Linked DNA regions of Homo sapiens: region 2 is linked to region 1. A link is a contact called in ENCODE Hi-C or POLR2A ChIA-PET data. All regions are on one chromosome and are shown on one strand. The core of a region is the stretch at or near the end of the contact, and the rest is flanking DNA. Distances in the headings are between cores, read along the strand shown.

Evidence for each region. Hi-C counts contacts between places; a loop is a spot of excess contacts on that map. ChIA-PET counts read pairs that join two places held with the same protein, here RNA polymerase II (POLR2A).
Region 2: a map of K562 shows a loop between it and region 1 (5-fold over the local background). The contact joins the enhancer-like site here to the promoter of TMEM273 in region 1. A Hi-C loop is called at or near these places in 1 of 168 maps with a recorded cell type or tissue (K562). POLR2A ChIA-PET finds 5 or more read pairs at or near these places in 1 of 52 experiments (activated T-cell).

The regions. Positions count from the first base shown.
Region 1 is chr10:49,185,146-49,190,792 of GRCh38, forward strand. TMEM273 (transmembrane protein 273) reads right to left here and starts at 3,246. Exons shown (of 7, transcript NM_001288740.3): 1 at 3,149-3,246. The coding sequence starts at 3,191. RefSeq lists an enhancer at 5,075-5,234.
Region 2 is chr10:50,322,245-50,327,891 of GRCh38, forward strand. It overlaps SGMS1 (sphingomyelin synthase 1), which reads right to left. Exons shown (of 11, transcript NM_147156.4): 8 at 4,961-5,078. Among named protein-coding and RNA genes, the nearest start is that of ASAH2, 74 kb to the left of the region's middle. Within about 2 kb of position 3,312, at least 16 of the 41 ENCODE cell types and tissues checked have a DNase peak (open chromatin) inside an H3K27ac peak, as active enhancers do.

The sequences.
Region 1 (5,647 bases), core at 1,996-4,495:
CTACCTACCTTTAAATATATATCTAGAAAAAAATTTAACATTTGGTAATTCAGAGTGTTGGCTCCATAAATGTCTGTTCCATTAATCTCAGTGTTTGAAAATATTTAAAGAATATTCAAATACTGTTTCTTTAAAAACTTTCTACCTACTCTGTGTGTGGGAAAGACTGGCCTGGCTTCTCATCCCAGGGTCCCCCGGTCATACTTGGGATCCTGGATGCCACAGAGGGACTGGACAGAGAGTGCCCCCATAGCCCCCAAGTCCCCTGAGGTACAGTTCTCATACACCCTGGGTGACTGGCCTGGTCACCCACCCTCACAGACCCCCATCTGCCAGTAGATTGCACTAAACAGTGCTCTAGGCCCCTTTCTCCAGTCAATAAAGGGGAAGCCCAACGTTTCCTTCATTTGCTTTCAACAGGCTGTCATATTCGCTTTTTGTTCACAAACATTTACTTACTGGAATTAACAACATATACAATCATTATGAAAAATGCCAATACAGAGAAATTAAGATGCTGTATAATTCTTTTTCCTAAGAAGATAAAGGATAGCCGGGCACGGTGGCTCACGCCTGTAATCCCAGCACTTTTGGAGGCCGAGGTGGGCGGAACACCTGAGGTCAGGAGTTCAAGACCAGCTTGGCCAACATGGAGAAGCCGCATCTCTACTAAAAATACAAAATTAGCCAGGTGCGGGGGCATGTGCCTGTAATCCCAGCTACTCGGGAGGCTGAGGCAGGTGAATTGCTTGAACCCAGGAGGTGGAGGTTGCGGTGAGCCGAGATCGCGCCATTGCACTCCAGCCTGGGCAACAAGAGCAAAATTCCATCTCAAGAAGAAGAAGGAGGAGGAGGAAGAGGAGGAGGAGGAGGAAGAAGAAGAAGAAGAAAAAGAAGAAGAAGAAGAGGAAGAAGAAGAAGAGGAAGAAGAAGAAGAAGAAGAAGAAGAAGAAGAAGAAGAAGAGGAAGAAGAAGAAAAAGAGGAAGAAGAAGGAGACTAAACACATGCAAAATATTACTACGGAACTCTAACCTGTAACTATCACTTCATCACTTCTGTTTCATCCGTGTCAGCTCATAGAAAGGCATGTCTTTCAACTAAATATATTGGATATTGTTGGAAATACTAAAGCATAATTAACTTAGTCAAATTCCTACTGATAGTCTCTTGTTTCTGGTTCCCACCGTGGTTTCGGCAGTGTTGAATAATACCCTGTGAAATATTTTGGGAGGGTTTTACCATATTATTTCATCAGGTTATATTCCTGGAGGTGGAATTTCTGGGTGAAGGGTTATGAACATCTTACATTTCGCTTACATTGACACCCAGATTTTGCCAAATTGCCCTCTGGAGAGAGTGAATAAATGAGTCCCCTCATATCCAATAGTGAGTGCTCACCACTTATCACATCCCATGCTAAGTGCTTTAAATGTGGTAACAGATTTCATTTTCCCAATAGTCCTGTGAGGTGTCCCCAACTTACAGATGAGAAAACTGGGCACAGAGAGGATTAATTCTTTGTCCAAGTTTTCCAGGCTGGTAAACAACAGAACAGGGATGAACATTTAAGGAGTCTCGTACTGGATACCCACTCCTAACCACTGTGTACCTCTATCAATAGTATATGAAAGCAGAAACGAGCTGTGATGCCTTGGCCCAGTGATTAAAACCTTATCTATAACATGCAGGTAATTGTGGCACCTATTGCACAGAGTTGCTGTGGGAACCAAATGAGCTCATGTAACATCTTCAGCAGAGCACCCAGCACATCGACACACTAAAAAATGCGAGGAGGTGTTAGATCTTTTATTATTTGTGAGACTGGACATTTTAAAGTTTTATTGTCTGTGATTCTTCAATGAATTGCCTGTTTATATAATTTGCACATTTTTCATTGGATTTCTTAAATTTAACTTCCTTTTTTTGTACCAGGACAGACTAGTTTGTTTATCTAGGTAAGTCAAAAGCAGAAATAAGGGTTACAACTTCTCTTACCTTCCACCACGTCTCTGGGCAGGCACACTGCATCTAACCACCGTGCACACCCTTAATCGCTGCTTGCTGGTGCCTGACATCCCTTCACAGTCACTGCCAACGGCCCGTTTCCATGTGTAAACTGATGGATGATGTGGCTGGCTGTCTGTCTGACATGCTGACTCCCAAGGCCAAAGTCTTTGCTCTCCCCTGCTTAGTGCAGACTTTAGATGGAAACCTGCCCACAGCACTAACTTTGCCCGCATTCAGGATACAACCTATTGGTCTGGAGACACAAGATTTAATCTGGAGACAGACTGCTTCCCATTGAGTCTCGGCCCAGTGCAAGTTCTGGGAAGGAACGTCTTTGTATATATGAGGGACGTATGCTGCCTTTTTAGGAAACAACAGTTGATATCAGAGGGGACTTCGTAAAGGCATGTGTCTCTCTCCATCTCTGTCTCCATCTATGCATATTTCTAACCATCTCTCTATGTCTCTGTCTGTCTCTCTCTCTCTCTCTTTGAGTTTCTTCCTCTCTGTCTACTTCTCTGACTTTATATTTCTCTCCTCCATTTGGCCCTACTTTGTTTTAGTCTTTGCCTCTCTCCTTTCTTCCTTCTTTCAAGGAATGCATTAAAGATAATTTTTAAAAACAAAGATACCTCTGAGTAGCAAAGAGTCTGCTTCACTGCATGAGAATTCTGATTCAACATTAAATGTATACCAGTATCTACATGCCTACATGTTCTCATTCTATGTCAGTATTTTGATTTGACTTAATTAAATTTAACTTAACTCTCTTGAAATCCCAAAAAGTAAACATGATTATCTCCCATCTCATTGGTTCAGAAAGTTAGGGAGTTTCAGAAGCTTATTCTAGTTTATCAGCAATGGAGCCACAGTTTACACCCAGATGTTTCTAGATCCCAAGCCCGAAGCTCCTTCTGCCATGACCCTTCCTATTCTCCTTTAGCCCAGAAGCATTTGTAAGTTGCAGCTGGAATGAGACAAACAAGATCATTGCTCACTACCAGATCAAAGTGAGAAACATCATCTGTGTAAAGGGACAGAGTTATGTTTTAGGGATCAAGCCCCAGTGGGCTAAGGCTCCCCCAGTTTCCTGCCCACTGAGGCTCCCCCGGGCCAGAGACCCCCGCAGTCCCCACTTACCCAGGAGGAAGAGGATCCTCAGCATGCTGACCCCCAAGTTCATGCTGGCGCTCTGCTCTTGGCTCCTGGCTCCTGGCTGCTGGCAGCGCAGGCACAATGAGCCATGTGACCCAAGGCTCTGGGGACAGGACAAGACCCACGTGACTGATGGGGAAGGAAACCACTGTCACAGCCAGGAGGCTGTTCAGTTCCTCTCAGCCTCTCTGAAGACAGGGCTGAAGGAAGCCCCTGTCATTCTGGACTCCACCAGAAGCTGGCTGTGATTAGACCCATTGTACATGCTGGGGTATTATACCCAGTGTTCTCTCCTATAATCTTCCCCACAGAGTGTGGGAACAAAGCTCGGTAAGGTGCGGTTTCTTGCCTAATGACCCATGCTAGTAAGTCTCAGAGAGGAATGTGGGCAAAGCCGGTCTGCCCTGCAGTCCAGCCCTTGCAGTAGCCTCTGCCTTGGAGCAGAAATAGGAAATGCCCCTCCAGCCAATAGTCCAGCTCGGTCACTGTTTTTGTGCCATGGGAGCCTCTGAGTCTAGGAATGCCTATCACTCTCTTCTCAGAATAAGATTTTTAAATCCCCAAACTAAAATAGATAAGGATCATAGTAGAAATCAGTAGTATTAACACACAGTTATCAAAATATTTTGTTAAACTTGTGAAGTAGAAATATACATGCTTATTTATCCACACAGTAAATAGCAAGATCTGGCAGCAGATGAAACAGCTACCACCATCTCGACATGGTGATAAATGGAATCGATATTGAGAGATACCTGTAACAGCTGGAATGTGGATGGAAAGACCTGTGATTCCTACCAGAAATAAAGTTACTGGGTGGTAATGTTTCTGTGGTTCGTTTGCCACACTACTATTAGAAGAAGATGCTAAGTGTTCCTTAGAGGTTAGAGAACAGAGATGTAATTTTTTTCCCATCCAAGTTTACAGGCCCCATGTCCAGGTCCTTAGCCTGGAGGAACTTTGGTAGTCACACAGGCTCAGCCAGCAGGCTGAAGGCCTTATGCTCCTGTACTCCTTTATACCTGCACGTTGTCACAATGCTTAGATGTTCAGCCAAAAACCCAAATGTGCAGGAAATGTCACTTTTTAAAATATAAATCAACTTAATGACAAGTCTTGAGTCCCCCACCCAACTGAGCTGGCAGAAATCGAGCTCTTTTCATTCTTGGGCTCCCTCAGTCAAATCCCTAACGGTAGCAGCCAACACCGTGAGCACTTGCTACTGAGCCCAATGCCATCTTAGCATGCAACCTGTCCAAGTCCACGCAGCAGTAAATGTGAGAGCTGGACTCGAAACCCAGGCCTTTGGCTGGCAGCCTATGCCCCTCAGGCTGCATGTGCCCTCTGTGTACAGGTACCATCCCCTGCCAAGGTCCAGCCAGAGGCAGTCCGATTGCCCTGGTGCCACAGATGCCCCCTGGGTTCTTCTGCATGGCTGCTGTGGCTCCTTCTGAGTTTCACATAAATAATGGACATGAGAGGAGAAGGCTGGTCATGAGAGAAGCAATTGGCTTCATCTGGGTGCCTTCAAGTTCCATCTGTCCACACTTTATTCATTTGATGAAATTAAGATCAGTTTCTACCTGCACCAAGAAACATACTCTCTTATTTCTCCTGGAATATGTGGAGTTTTCTTAATTTTGCCCCAGTTCATGGGAACATGTGTAAGAAAAATATTTCACTTTCCTCTAAGTGTATTGAAAGAAAATGCCAGTGCAGACCTGACAATCTGTAGACAGTGGCTGGGGACGGTGGAGCTACATTCAGGCCAGGCCCAGGGCTTCCAGCCACACCAGGCAGTTCTGTTTTTATATGAAATCAATAAGTTTCAAATGTCGGCAACTGATTTCAAAATACTTTCGCATGGGATGAGTCAACCTAAACACCAGCATGAACTTCTGCTCCCAAACACCTCTCCAAACATCCTTGGGAGCTCGACCTGTCCTACATACTCCCAGGAGGGGAAGCATCTGCAGCTACTTCTGCTTTCACTCTGCCGTAGCCTCCGAGTCTGGAAAATGCAGTCTGCTCCCTGCTTAGACAGGCAGAGGCTCAAAACGCCCCGTAAACTAGAATCTCACGAGATGCCCTGGCACCCAGCCACGGCACCTTGGCAAGATGGTGTGTGTCTTGTTGGCGTGGCACAATGCACCCAGAAGAGCGGATGCCCCACCCTGTACCCCTGTAATGAACGCCCAGTTCTGACCGTGAGGCTGCTCCTGGCACTGGCTCACACTGGCCCAGGAGCTTGTGAGGGCAGGGCCCAGGGCACCTGGCCTAGCACCTGACACAGTGCAGGCTCCTAGCGGTGTTTGTTGAATGAAGAATTCAATTCACCCCATCTATTTGGGAGGCTGAGGCAGGAGAATCGCCTGAACCCGGGAGGCAGAGGTTGCAGTGAGCCGAGATTGCGCCACTGCACTCCAGCCTGGGCGACAAGAGTGAAACTCTGTCTCAAAAAAAAAAAAAAAAAAGAAGTCGTTT
Region 2 (5,647 bases), core at 2,062-4,561, 1.1 Mb after region 1:
TTCAAATCTAAGGTCACCATGGAGACCACAAAACACGCCCAAACATGCATCTCATTTTACTGTTTAGTCACTATTAGATTAACTCATCTGATTATGAAAATGAGAGTCGAAAACAGTGCAAGTTATTTCTTCTCTTCTATTAGCATTAGGCTGCCTGTTTATCTGGGATTTTTTATTTTAAGGAGTTTGTTAAAACAGGAAAAACCTTACCAACGGGAAGCTTACAACACCAAAGAATTCTCAAATATTCTGCCCCTTTTCTAAAGAAACCAGTATCATAAACAGTTGTAAAAAGATGAGAAGAGGGGCCGGGCGCGGTGGCTCACGCCTGTAATCCCAGCACTTTGGGAGGCCGAGGCGGGTGGATCATGAGGTCAGGAGATCGAGACCATCCTGGCTAACAAGGTGAAACCCCGTCTCTACTAAAAATACAAAAAATTAGCCGGGCGCGGTGGCGGGCGCCTGTAGTCCCAGCTACTCGGGAGGCTGAGGCAGGAGAATGGCGTGAACCCGGGAAGCGGAGCTTGCAGTGAGCCGAGATTGCGCCACTGCAGTCCGCAGTCCGGCCTGGGCGACAGAGCGAGACTCCGTCTCAAAAAAAAAAAAAAAAAAAAAAAAAGATGAGAAGAGGTTGTTTTCAGGATGGAACACACGGTCTTTGGAGCTATGATGAGAGTAACATGGGCTAATCAAGGTATCAAAAATTTGGCAGCCTCCAGTGTAAGCCATGCACATGTATACCACCATGGGATATGCCAGAAATTTGCAATCTAGAAACTGAACACATCCACTTCCCTTTTCACTTCCTTTTCCCAGTGGCTTATTATTGCTGCAGAAACATTTATGGGAAGCCTACTTTTCCTCACAGCCTGATCATCTCATAGGATTATTATTTCTCTGAGCGATTATATTTTGTGAAGAGTATACTGCCATCGAGTGAATGAACAATAAGACCAATTTTTATAATCACTACTGTATACTTGTTGAAACATTTTTCTTAGGAGCTGCACATTTTGAGTACTGGCATTAAGGGAAGCATTAAGTACACTAATTACAGCATTTTAATGGCATAGTGAAACCAAGTTTAAGTTCACATGACTGTATTAAGCAGGAAGTCATATTCTAAAGCTCAACTCTCCTCCCTTACAGTTTAGTGATATTGAGTAACTGTCAGAGTATCCACCAAGTGACAGGCCTTAATTGGTATCTCAAATAATAGAATATCCAATTCTGGAAGCACTGTGCTTTCTGTAACTTGTTTCTGGGCCTTTTCATCCATATCCACAGCTTTAACCACCATCCAGAATATGATGATTCACAAATATTTATTTTCCAGCCTGATGTTTCCCTCAGCTTTAGACTATATTGCTAACTATCTTGGACATCACCACTTAGATATCTCACAGATACTTTAAACTCTGTGTTTAATCCAACTCATTAACTCTCATTTCCTCTATACCATGTCATTATACCAGTGTAAAATCCAGCCCTTGGAATCTTTCCCTATTCTCATTCCCTGCATGAAATCTATTATCAAGTTGTATCAATTTGGTCTCTTAAATATTGCTCAAGTCTGTTTCTTCCTCTCCATCCATCCTTAGGGCCAGTAGCTTAGCTTGAGGCCCTTATCACAGCATTTTACACATTTATTACATAAGTTACAAATTTAAACTAACAGATTTTAAGGTGTTTTCCACAAAGGTAGGAACTATATCTACCTTCCTCATGCCTCATACTCTAGCACCCAAAGCACAGTAGGTCCCTAATGTATGTTTGTTAAATCAGTTCTCACTGGATAAATAAGAGTCTAGGGGTTGAAGCATGATGACAATACTAAGTCCTCTTCTTACTTCTGTATAGTGCGTTACACCCACAGAGCCCCTAGAAACTGTCTCCTTCCACACCTATAACTCCTTAAGACAGATTTCAAAAAGCATCATTAGCTCTGCTTTGCCATTTAGGGAGGGAACTGAGGCTCTGAAAAGTTAAATGACTTGCCCAATGCTAGTAAGTGGTTGTGTAAGACTGTCTTAACCTTAACTTTAGTGTTCTTTTTACTATTAGGTAAGTTTGTATTTTTACAGGGGCAATTAAGTTCCCTCTCTGTACAATGGTTCAGAGAGAGATGGAAGATTCAGTGGCGATGATGTTCAGACATCAAATAGAACTTTGGCCTGAGTGACTTTTAATAAGGTTCCTCTCACTTCTGATTCCCTTAGCCCTAGGTATGATTCTAAAGTAGGCAAAGCTGTCCTCTGAGGCTTCTCTCCAGTGTCACCCTTTTCTGTCTTCAGATACTCGTTCTCAGTGGAGGATTCTAGCCCTTGCCTGACCACTGAATTTCTTAAGCTTGATCTGCCATCCAAGAGGCAGCACCAAGCCTTCGAAGCCTTTCCCAACTCTTGTGCCTAGCTTCAGAAGTCTTTCTATTCCACCTGGCAAATATTCTGTTAACAAGCTAAAATTGAATCTAATTAAGTCTGCAGAGCCAACTTTCTATTCAGAGGAAACATAGAGCGACACAAGTCACTTGACACCACAAAGAAACAAATGGATAAATCCAGAAAGTGGGATATTCTGTAGGACTATTAATCTAATGTCTACAGGCTACTGGTAGAGGGGTGAAAGGAAGAAAGGACTGCTTTAGAATTATAGACTTAAAAGACAGAACAAGTAAATGTAATATAAAGATTTTGGACCCTAATTTATACAAACCAACTGTAAAAAAAGGAAAAGCATTTTAAGACAATCAGGATATCGCATCAACTTGTAATTGCTGATATCACAGAATTACTATTAATTTTGTTGAACACCAATAGCATTATGGTTTTGTACTAAAATGTTCACAGTTTTTAGATGCGTACTAAAGTATGTGGAGGTGAAATGACGTTACCTGGGAGTTGTTTTAAATACTTCAAAAAGAAAAAAGAAAGGAAACAAATGTTGCAAATCTTGATAATTATTGAATCTGAGTGTTGGGTTTATGGGAGTTCCTTATAGCAGTTGGGATACATGTGAAAGTTTTCAGAATAAAAAAGTGTATTCTAAATCCTTTCTTCCAAGAGTCTTATTCTACAAAATTAGATTTTGTAGTAATTAGATTTAATGAGTTTTAACTAGTATTTTTTTCTAAGGTGTGCTAATATTTCACCTCCTACTGTTTAAGATTCTAGTTTCCAGAAGATCCTCATAGAATGAGGGCCCTAGTTGGGATTTCTGGCAACACAATAAATGAGCAACACGTTTGAGTTTGGCTTTTGTGAACAGTTCCTGCTGCTACTTCTGTGTTTACGAAGAAAACCCACAAGCTATTCTTAGGCAAAGAATTTTGGTTAGATATGTTGATGACTCAAGCTGACTATGTAAGAACCAATGGCTCACCAAGTATGGGCTTGCCAGCAACTGGCGGAGCTACAGTAGTCCTCAAGAAGAAACAAGTTTAGAACCAGAGTAGGGAGAAAGGCTACATGGTACGGCCCCTCAATACTGGATCCATCTTCAACATGTGCTTGGCCAGAACCTACATCTACCTACCCCTTGGTAGCAAAATTTCCCAATGCACAGACTTTTTTAAGGAGCTGAATTAAACTTAGGTGAATATCCTAAACTGTCAGTTTACTGCTGAGAACATGCTGCTTATCAAGCCAGGCTCCCAGCAAGAGTCCATATCCTTGGATTTTCAATGACAACAAGATATTCCCTATAACCCAGGAGCTACAGGTGAGTGCTTGAGAGCTTTTACAGACAATAAAAACGATGTGAAGCTGGCTTCTTTGGAAGGGCGAAAGAAACTGCAAGAAGGAGAGTGCAGGGAGGCAGGATGGCTGATAGAGAAGAGTGGAATGTTGAGAACATTGCTTTTGTATGACAGCTCTTCCAGAGGTAAGGAAGTAGTGTGTAGCAAAAAATAAAAAAAATTAAAAAAATTAAAAAATTAAAAAAAGCAAAAAGTTAAGTAAGAAATGAGCTATCTCTGTAGGCACATATGTAAGTTTAGCAAAGAAAAGAGCCACAGGAGACATACAAATTAAAGAGATCCAAAATTTCATATGATCAAATTAAAAATCCAGAGTGAATTTTTCAGCTCTCTTTCCAAAGATTCTATCAAAGAGAACATCTCTTCTGGAGGAACAAAAGTACAAAGCAATGAGACTGAAAGTGTTTGGCTGTTTCACCCACACAGGTATAATGCAAAGAAATGATCTCAAATACATCAGAGTATACTATATTTTCTCCCACCAAAAATCAAGGAGAGAAATTAGCCTCTTTTAAAAATTCATTAAAGAGCTTTAATGTACATAAATATTTTAACAATAAAATCTGCTAATTATTTCACAGAGTTCCAACGATCACCCTAGTTAAAAATTCTTCCAAGGTAAAGGTTAGGAGGTGAAGAGTGTCATTTGAATCTGATGGAAAGGTAGAGACAATAAGAGAGGAATAAAGTTTATTTTTAAAAAGACTTCTTTGTTACTAGAGAAAATCAATAAGGCAATATATTACCCCAGAGAACAGTGATCTTATTTGGCTTGGTTGAGGACTGCAAGGAAATAGGAATACTTTCTCTTCCTGGCTCTGCTGTAGGGATTAATAGAAAGAAGGAAAATGGAAAAAATGTCACTTGAAATCGAGCTCTCCCTCCGAGGGAGAGGAAGCATATAAAAGCTTCTGGATGCGTGTCAAAGAAATGAATGATATTTTAACAATTTGGCAGGAAACCAAAGAACTACACAAAGCTTAACTGCTTCCAACACACATTTCCCCAGTTGGGAGGCACTGGCAGGGCTTAGAGATTCTGGGAAGGGTGGGGCTGCCTGGCCATATCATTTAGTAACATTCTCAGATAGAGGAGTGACTCCACTGTATTCTGAAGAAACGTTTTCCTGCAACCTCACTCAAAGGACCCCAGGGCAAGACAAGAAACAAACAGAAAGCGAAATTACAGCGAGGAATAGTTTACCTTCGGAGAACAGTTGAAATGCATACCAGGTACTGGGAGTGTAGTTACATACATTGTAATACACCGATACAGGTACAGCGTGCCAACTATGCAGAAAAATCTTCTGCTAATAATAGACCTAGAAAAAGGGAAAAACAGGGCAGATTCTCAGTCAAGAAATTCTGTAGGTTCATTTACTGTAATTTTTCAATGACTCAATAAAAACAAACCCCAAAAACTACTTGAGAACTTGAAACCAGAATGTTGTAACTATGGCTAATACCAGATTAAGACAAAGATTTTGAGAATAACGTTGTGTGGTGCTTTTTAAAAAATATATTAACTGGCCAAAAGTGCTTAAACTGGTTTATATTGCTATTAATTAGGCTTCATGAGGCCTTAAACTTGAGTTGACGTTCAACTGTCGGACATACAAGTGGAGCCCACGCTGATTGGCCAGAACCCACTCAGTATCTGTGGTTAAACATTTAGTGAGTATTTTTGCTGTCATCAAAGGAAGATCTTCAGAAAATCAGAATGATATTAGAATGAGAATTTAAAACTTTTATGCCATTTAATGAGTCAAAGACATTAAACAATTTTAGTTGTACATCCCAGAAACTGATTCTCTGAGGCAACATGATGCCAAGAACGAACCTATGGAAAAACAGCATTCAATCTCATCCCATTCCTTGACTACCACTGCAG